Regions from separate parts of the Homo sapiens genome. Here regions 2 and 3 are each linked to region 1. A link is a contact called in ENCODE Hi-C or POLR2A ChIA-PET data. All regions are on one chromosome and are shown on one strand. The core of a region is the stretch at or near the end of the contact, and the rest is flanking DNA. Distances in the headings are between cores, read along the strand shown. Region 1 holds the start of ARPC3 (actin related protein 2/3 complex subunit 3). Region 2 has its middle 34 kb from the start of PPP1CC. Region 3 has its middle 31 kb from the start of C12orf76.

Region 1 (2,700 bases), core at 22-2,521:
CATGCTGGGCCTGTGAGACTGACCATGAGGAAGGAAACCTCAGAGAGAGGATGGAAAGAAAAGCAGAAAAGAAATGGAGAGTGATTATGGGGCTACTTTGGGCTCTTTGTCAAAAAAGACCTTGCCTAAAAGGTGCTATTTGCCCAGTCAGCTGAATGTGAAATCAGATGTGGGAACATGGGGTCCTATTTCAGGCTGGGAACTGGCAGAAGAAATGGCTCTCAGGCAGCAATGAACTTGACTTTTAACATAAGAAGTTTTCTAGTAATAAATAAGTTAAAACTCTGGGCTTTCAGTATGCTCCAAGCATGTAAGTTCTAAGCATTTTACATGTAATTCATTTCATCCTCACAAAACTATGAGGTAAATACTGTTACTGCCATTTTCAGGTGAGGAACTGAAGCACAGGCCAGTTAACTTGCTCAAAATTACAGAGCTAGTATGTATTGGAGCTGCGATTCAAACCTGGAGTCCAGTGCCCTTCAGTTTCTCCATTTTTAGATGCAGTGCATTGGGTTCATTCATTCACTCAAATATTGATGTTTCCTACATACCGTCACTGTTACGGGCGCAGGTGACAAAACGGACGAAGTGCTGCCTTTTTGGCATTCACAAGCACTAAGAGTAAACTAAATACAAGAATCGTAAGAACTAAGGGAAAAAGCGGGAGAGAAGGATAAGGCATGGGGCTGGAGTTGGGTGAACTGAAAATAGAATGAACGGAGAATGCTTCACAGGAAAGGTGATTTTTTTTTTTTTTTTTTTTTTTTTTTTTTGAGAGAGTCACACTGTCATCCCGGCTGGAGTGCAGCGGCGCGATCTTGGCTCACTGCAACCTCTGCCTCCTGGGTTCAAGCGATTCTCCGGCCTCAGCCTCCCGAGTAGCTGGGATGCTACCACGACCAGCTAATTTTTGTATTTTTAGTAGAGACGGGGTTTCACCATCCAGGCTGGTCTCGAACTCCTGACCTCAGGTGATCCACCCGCCTCGACCTCCCAAAGTGCTGGGATTACAGGCGTGAGCCACTATGCCCGGCCCTGAAAAGGTGACATTTGAAAAAAATACAAAAGAGGTGATTGATCTCAGATTCTGGAACCTCAAGACCCATCTCCATTCTGGGCGCTGCCTCACGCTGCACCACTCAAGGCCCCTGCCTAGTGCTCTGGCGCCTCCTTCAGATCCGCGCGGCCGCTGCAACCAGAAGCGGAACTGCAAGGCCGGAAGCTCCACGTCCGCACCCGCCCCTTCCGTTTCGCTTCCGCCTACCTCGCCCAGGCTGCCAGACCGGAAGCGCTCCGCTGTACCTGGATCCTGCTCCTCTGGGTTGAAACCCGGGCGCCGCCAAGATGCCGGTGAGGGTTCGATCCACGGTGTGGGGAGACAGCGGGGATTGCGAAGAGCAGAGAGAAACCGTGTGTGTGCCGAGAGAAGCGGGCGGCGGAAGGCAGAGAGGAAGCTGGGGCCCGAGAAGGAGGGAGGCGAGGGGAGGGGACCGGTTGCTGAAGGATTGGGGCGGCCCGGGGGTGCCAGTCGTGGGAGGCGGGGGCGCGGCAGGAGTGGGCCAAGGGTCCAGGGTGTGTGAGGAGGCCCTTTTCTCTCTCCGTCTACTCCTTCCGACTCCGGCAGGGTTCCCAAAGCCTCACTAGAGAGCGAAGCCAAGGGCTGCGCTTTTTATTTTTCATATTTCAAGTCCAGGGGTCTAGCTTCTCCTTTTTCTGTCAGGCCCACTTCCTCCTCCGCCCCGGGGTCAGGCTCCCTCTGCTGTTTGTCATTTGTCAGAACCCACTTCCCGGCAGCGGCGGCCATCCCGGAGCCAGCTGGGTTTAGGGCCCTCACAGACTCGTTCGGCGCCTGACTTCCAAAGATTTCCTTTTTCGTGTGCCATCAGAGTGGGAGTAAAAAATTATGACGGCCTGGTTGTACTTAATTTCTGACAGCCAGTTTGTGGGGTAGATTTATCACCGTCATGGTCTCCATTTTGCAGATTCGGGAAAAGGTGGTTCAGTTATTATGTGATTGTTCACACTTTTTTTGTTGTTTGTTTTTTGAGAGAGTCTCGTTCTGTCGCCCAGGCTGGAGTGCAGTGAGGCGATCTCGGCTCACTACAACTTCCACCACCCTGGTTCAAGCAATTCTCGTGCCTCAGCCTCCCGGGTAGCTGAGATTACAGGCGCGCGCCACCACGCCCAGCTAATTTTTTGCATTTTAGTAGAGACGGGGTTTCACCATGTTGGCCAGGCTGGTCTGGAACTCCAGACCTCAGGTGATCCGCCCCCTCGGTCTCCCAAAGTGCTGGGATTATAAGCGTGAGCCATCGCGCCCAGCCTGCTCACACATTATTTTTAACAAACGTTAACGAGCACCTGCTGCCTGCCAGGCTGTATTTACAGCAGCAAATAAGTTCAACAAATCCCTAATCTTAAAGAATGTACATTCAAATCGGGAGTCGAGACAATAAAAGTGTAAACATAATAAAGGAGATACATACGGTAGTGTCAGGTAGTGACAAATGCTATAAAGAAGCTAGATGGGTGGTCAGGCGCAGTGGCTCACGCCTGTAATCCCAGCACTTTGGGAGGCCTAGGTGGGCGGATCACGAGGTCAGGAGTTCAAGACCAGCCTGGCCAACATGGTGAAACCCCATCTCTACTAAAAATACAAAAATTAGCCAGGCGTGGTGGTGCGTGCCTGTAATCCCA
Region 2 (2,700 bases), core at 52-2,551, 330 kb before region 1:
TGTAGTGAGCCGAGATCGTGCCATTGCACTCCAGCCTGGGCGACAGAACGAGACTCCGTCTCAAGATAGTAATAATAACAACAACAACAACAGTATCTCTCTCTCAGAGGGGTGTTGTGAAGATCTGATGAAACGAGACATGTAGAGTTCCGAAATGATAGTAAGGACTAGAAAATGTATGTTGTTGTTAGAATTAGTACAAAACTGAGGCCCAAGTTTACACAAATTAGGTAATGGCAGATCCAGGCTTAGCAGCTGGTCTTGCAGCTCTCACTCCAGCATATTATTTCCTTTTTTTTTCTTCTTGAGATGGAGTCTCGCTCTGTCGCCCAGGCTAGAATGCAGTGGCGTGATCTCAGCTCACTGCAACCTCCGCCTCCCAGGTTCAAGCGATTCTCCTGCCTCAGCCTCCTGAGTAGCTACGACTAGAGGGGTGCGCCACCGCGCCTGGCAAATTTTTTCTATATTTAGTAGAGATAGGGTTTCATCATGTTGGCCAGGCTGGTCTCAAACTCTTGACCTCAAGTGATCTGCCCGCCTCGACCTCCCAAAGTGCTGGGATTACAGACGTGAGCCACCGCAGCTCTTGTATTTTCACCAAGAGAGTTTCTTGCTACTTACTCTTCCACCAAAAACAGTGATAATACTAATTATTTTAGTTATTACAGCTGAGACTCTGTGTTCCAGATCCCATCTTAACACCTTACACCTGCTCATCAAATCATTGTGACAACCTTGTAACATAGGTCCCATCATTATCCTTAGTTTATAGATGAGGAAACTGAGGCCCAGAAAGCAAGAGAACCTTGCCCAAGGTCACACAGCTAGTAGACAGCAGGGCTAGGATGCAAAGGCAGGCAGCCGGCCCCAGAGTCCACCTTGTAATCTCTGCACTCACTGCTTTCCATTAAACTTCTTGGGGATTTACCGCAAATCATGGTTACTTTTCTTTACTATTATCTCTATATATATATCAATTGACTTTCACTTACACAAGTAATATGTGAATGAATACATTCTAAAAAACAAAAACAAAATTAGGGCATGACTGACAAAACTAAACTCTGCTTGGACATTACTCTTATTTTCCACTGTGAGTAGTTTGGTAAGAATCCTCTCAGCCTTTTGCCTACACGTTTACATATGTACTTTACTGCCACTTTGCATACTCTTCCCACTGGGCCTCTAGAAAACAGTAGCTGAGACGGCAAACTTGAGACTGAAGAAAGGTTGTGGGGGCTGGAGATGGTATCACTTTCTGTTTTCTGTAGATCAGTTACCTATAAATATTCTGAAAGCTTCCCGGCAGGTGACTCAGCCAATGGGCCAGAGAGTTGGATGCATAATTAGGTTTCCTTGGCTATCTGCAGAGACAAAACCAGAGAAGGTGGGCTGTCTCTATCCAATATGGCTGCCACTCACCAAATGGGGTTTTGGGCCCTTGAAATGTGGCTTGTCCGAACTGAGATGGGATATAAGTGCAAAATACCAGATTTTGTAGCCTTATACAAAAAAAAAAAAAGAGGATAACATAGCTCATGCTTTTTTAAAAAAAACCTTTCCTATGGTGCTAAATTAATTTCTTTTCTTTCTTTCTTTCTTTCATTCATTTTCTTTCCTTCCTTCTTTCTTTTTTTTCTTATTTCTATGAGTCAGGGTTTCACTCTGTCACCCAAGCTGTAATGGCCTCACAAGTAGCTGGGACTTGTGTATGTGTAATCACTTCTAGCTAATTTTCTTTACTTCCTTCCTTCCTTTCTTTCTTTCTTTCTTTCTTTTCTTTCTTTCGAAACAGGGTTTCACTATGTTGCCCAGACTGGTCTCAAATTCCTGGCTTCAAGCAATCCTCTCACTTTGGCCTCCCAAAGTGCTAGGATTACAGGCATGAGCCACTGCACCTAGCCTTGAAATACTTTCTTTTTTTTCTCTCTCTCTTTTTTTTTTTGAGATGGACTGTCTTGTCACCCAGGCTGGAGTACAATGGCATGATCTTGGCTCACTATAACCTCCACCTCCCAGATTCAAGCTATTCTACTGCCTCAGCCTCTCAAGTAGTTGGGATTACAGGTGCCTACCACCGTGCCCGGCTAATTTTTGTATTTTTAGTAGAGACGGGGTTTCACCATGTTGGCCAGGCTGGTCTTGAACTCCTGACCTCAGGTGATCCACCCGACTCGGCCTCCCAAAGTGCCAGGATTACAGGCATGAGCCACTGTGCCCGACCAGAATGCTTTCTTTATATTGATTACGTGTTAAAATGGTCATTTTTAAAATATATCAGGTTAAATTAAATATATCATTTAAATTAACTTCAGCTTTTTTAATGAGGCTACTGGAAAAATTAAAAGTCCATATGTGGTTTGAATTCTTTTTTTTTTTTTTTAAACACACTCTGTTGCCCAGGCTGGAGTGCAGTGGCGAGATCTTGGCTCCCTGCAACCTCTGCCTCCCAGATTCAAGCGATTCTCCCGCCTCAACCTCCCAAGTAGCTGGGACTACAGGCGCCCACCATCACACCTGGCTAATTTTTGTATTTTTAGTTGAGAGGGGGTTTCACCATGTTAGCCAGGCTGGTCTCGAACTCCCGGCCTCAAGGGATCCATCCGCCTTGGCCTCCCACAGTGCTGGGATTACAGGCGTGAGCCACCGTGCCCGGCCTTGAATTCTATTTCTAATGGATAGCGCTGTTCTAAACAGTTG
Region 3 (2,703 bases), core at 76-2,575, 370 kb after region 1:
GCCCAGGATGATCTTGAACTCCTGGGCTCAAGCAATCCTGCTGCTTTGGCTGCCCAAAGTGCTGGGATTACAGGTGTGAGCCACCACACCCGGGTTCCACCTATCTTCGTGTTTAATACTTGACTCCATTCTGTTCCAGTAATTTATCTGTCAGGTCCCTTACTAGAGCGGCTTTAATTTCACAGCTTTACCATCGCTCTTAATATCTCCTTGGCCACCGGCTTACTTGTGAAGTGTTCATCCCGTGGCCTCTGGATACTCACTGTCTCCTGGTCTTCCTCTCCTCCCTAGTGCCTCAGCTTAGTCTCCTTGATGTTGGTGTCCTTTAAGGAGCTGTCTTCAGTCCCCCTCCATGTCACTGTACCCTTTCCCTGGGCAGGACCCTGTCTCCACTCTTGCCCTTTCTGCCCATTTTCCAGGGTGCAGCCAGAGTGCTCTGAGTTGCAAATGAGATCATGCCACACCCTTGTTTATAAACCCACTTATTGCTCTCAGGGAAAATTCCAGACAGACTCCTTAACACCAGCACATAACGGCTGGACGAGGTTCAGGTGAATGTAGTTTGTTGGGAGGTGACCCAGGAAGAGGCATGGGGAAGGGAGGCAGGGAAGGGAAGGCAATCGACACAGGAAGCACTAAAGAGCAGGTCACGACCAGGCATGGTGGCTCACGCCTGTAATTCCAGCACTTTGGGAGGCTGAGGTGGTTGGATCACTTGAGGTCAGGAGTTCGTGACCAGCCTGGCCAACATAGTGAAACCTTGTCTCTACTAAAAATACAAAAATTAGCCGGGCGTGGTGGAGGGCGCCTGTAATCCCCACCTACTCGGGGAGGCTGAGGCAGAAGAATCGTTTGAACCCGAGAGGGGAAGGTTGCAGTGAGCCGATGTGGCGCCGCTGCACTGCAACCGGGGCAACAGAGCGAGACTCCATCTCGGGGGTGGGAGCGGAGGGGGGTGGAATTAAAAAAGGAAGGGCAGGTCATCGCTGTGGGCATCTGGGCTCTGTCCCACTAGGGTCCCCTGGAGACTGCCTAGACCTGCCTCAGTGCTGTCCCACCTGAGGGAATTGGGGTATTTAATCAGCAGTCCCCTAGCCTCTATTCTCTGAGAGCTCTCTCTCTTCTTTCTCTCTCTCTCTCTCTCGCTCCTTCCTTTTCTTCTTCCTCCTTTCTCCCTGTCTTCTCCCTTCATGGACGTCAGCGCTTGACGCCATGTTTGTTTGTGGCCCCGCCCACAGCCATAGCTGATTGGACTAGGGATAAATAACTAGGCCAATCATTCCCCTTGAATTCCGGAACTGGATAGTGGATCTGGGCTTGCACTCGAACTGTGGACACCTAACCTTGAAGGCAGTGTTGGACCACGTGCCCTGGGAGAAACAGAGGAATCCATTGTTTACAGAGACTCACAATGGGCGCACAGAGAGACAAACAGAGGCGGGCCCACGCAGTTTCAAACTGAAAGAGCAACTTCAGCTCAGGACAGTTTAGTTTCTGATTCTATTAATAGGTTCTCATGAGGTTGGGCCACATTTCCTGCACTTGAGCTCTGTGAGATAAGTGTTTCCTCAGAAAAACCTCCCTTTTCTGCTGAAGAATGTCACCTGATTTTCTGTAAATTGTAAACACATACACACACATGACTAAGAAATCCACCATTCAATCCCCAATCCCCATTTCTTCACACGTGGCTTCCTACTTCACAAAGAAACAGAGACCACCATTCTCAACATCCCACTTAGTCTATCAAAATCTTTGAATGGCTCAAATGGTTCCATCTTCTCTACATCCTTGCAACACACACACATTTTCCCATGACTCCATTAAAGACCATTCTTACCTCTCTTTCTTTATTTTTTTAGACGGAGTCTCGCTCTGTCACCCAGGCTGGAGTGCAGTGGCGCGATCTCGGCTCAGTGCAACTTTCACCTCCTAGGTTCAAGTGATTCTTCTATCACCCTTCCGAGTAGCTGGGGTTACAGGCGGGCGCCATCACACCCAGCTAATTTTTGTATTTTTAGTAGAGACAGGTTTTGCCATGTTGGCCAGGCTGTTCTTGAACTCCTGATCTCAGGTGATCCACTCGCCTCGGCCTCCCAAAGTGCTGGGATTACAGGCATGAGCCACAGCACCCGGCCTCTTACCTCTTTTTCCTCCTAGCCAAGACTATAGAAGAAATAGTCCATGCCTGTCTCCACTCTCTCCTCTCATTAGTCCTTACTTGCACTGTTTTGTGGGAAAGCGTTTCATTTTGAAGATGTGACTTGAAGTGTCTGTGGGTTATATAGGTTCATAGATTCATAGACTATGCACAGAATTCAGATATGGTCTGGAGATACAGATTTAGCGTTCAGTGATTTAAAAAGTAATGAACGCAGGCCGGGTGCAGTGGCTTACCTGAGGTCGGGAGTTTGAGACCAGCCTGACCAACATGGAGAAACCCTGTCTCTACTAAAAATACAAAAAATTAGCCGGGCATGGTGGCGCATGCCTGTAATCCCAACTACTCGGGAGTCTGAGGCAGGAGAATCGCTTGAACCCGGGAGGCAGAGGTTGCGGTGAGCCTAGATCGCGCCATGGCACTCCAGCCTGGGCAACAAGAGTGAAACTGTCTCAAAAAAAAAAAAAGTAATGAACGCATATGGTAGAAAAAATTCAGATACAAGCAGGGTGATAAATAAATCGTCAAACACCGACTAATTC

Evidence for each region. A loop is a pair of places that touch in the nucleus more often than their neighbours do. ChIA-PET counts read pairs that join two places held with the same protein, here RNA polymerase II (POLR2A). Pooled maps may share reads with other maps.
Region 2: a map with no recorded cell type shows a loop between it and region 1 (7-fold over the local background). The contact joins the enhancer-like site here to the promoter of ARPC3 in region 1. A Hi-C loop is called at or near these places in 2 of 37 single-sample maps with no recorded cell type and 7 of 50 pooled maps. POLR2A ChIA-PET finds 5 or more read pairs at or near these places in 6 of 52 experiments (GM12878, activated B cell, activated CD4-positive, alpha-beta T cell and 3 more).
Region 3: a pooled map shows a loop between it and region 1 (5-fold over the local background). The contact joins the enhancer-like site here to the promoter of ARPC3 in region 1. A Hi-C loop is called at or near these places in 1 of 37 single-sample maps with no recorded cell type and 6 of 50 pooled maps. POLR2A ChIA-PET finds 5 or more read pairs at or near these places in 16 of 52 experiments (A549, AG04449, AG04450 and 13 more).

What each region holds. Positions count from the first base shown.
Region 1 is chr12:110,448,908-110,451,607 of GRCh38, reverse strand. It overlaps ARPC3 (actin related protein 2/3 complex subunit 3), which reads left to right and starts at 1,271. Exons shown (of 7, transcript NM_001278556.2): 1 at 1,271-1,353. The coding sequence starts at 1,348. RefSeq lists enhancers at 1,058-1,157, 1,863-2,700.
Region 2 is chr12:110,775,217-110,777,916 of GRCh38, reverse strand. No RefSeq gene overlaps it. Among named protein-coding and RNA genes, the nearest start is that of PPP1CC, 34 kb to the right of the region's middle. RefSeq lists an enhancer at 1,120-1,459. Within about 2 kb of position 1,301, at least 2 of the 41 ENCODE cell types and tissues checked have a DNase peak (open chromatin) inside an H3K27ac peak, as active enhancers do; they include GM12878, where a contact is called at or near this core.
Region 3 is chr12:110,078,498-110,081,200 of GRCh38, reverse strand. No RefSeq gene overlaps it. Among named protein-coding and RNA genes, the nearest start is that of C12orf76, 31 kb to the right of the region's middle. RefSeq lists enhancers at 1,335-1,464, 1,605-1,684 and a cis regulatory region at 946-1,776. Within about 2 kb of position 1,325, at least 19 of the 41 ENCODE cell types and tissues checked have a DNase peak (open chromatin) inside an H3K27ac peak, as active enhancers do; they include CD4-positive, alpha-beta T cell, GM12878 and OCI-LY7, where a contact is called at or near this core.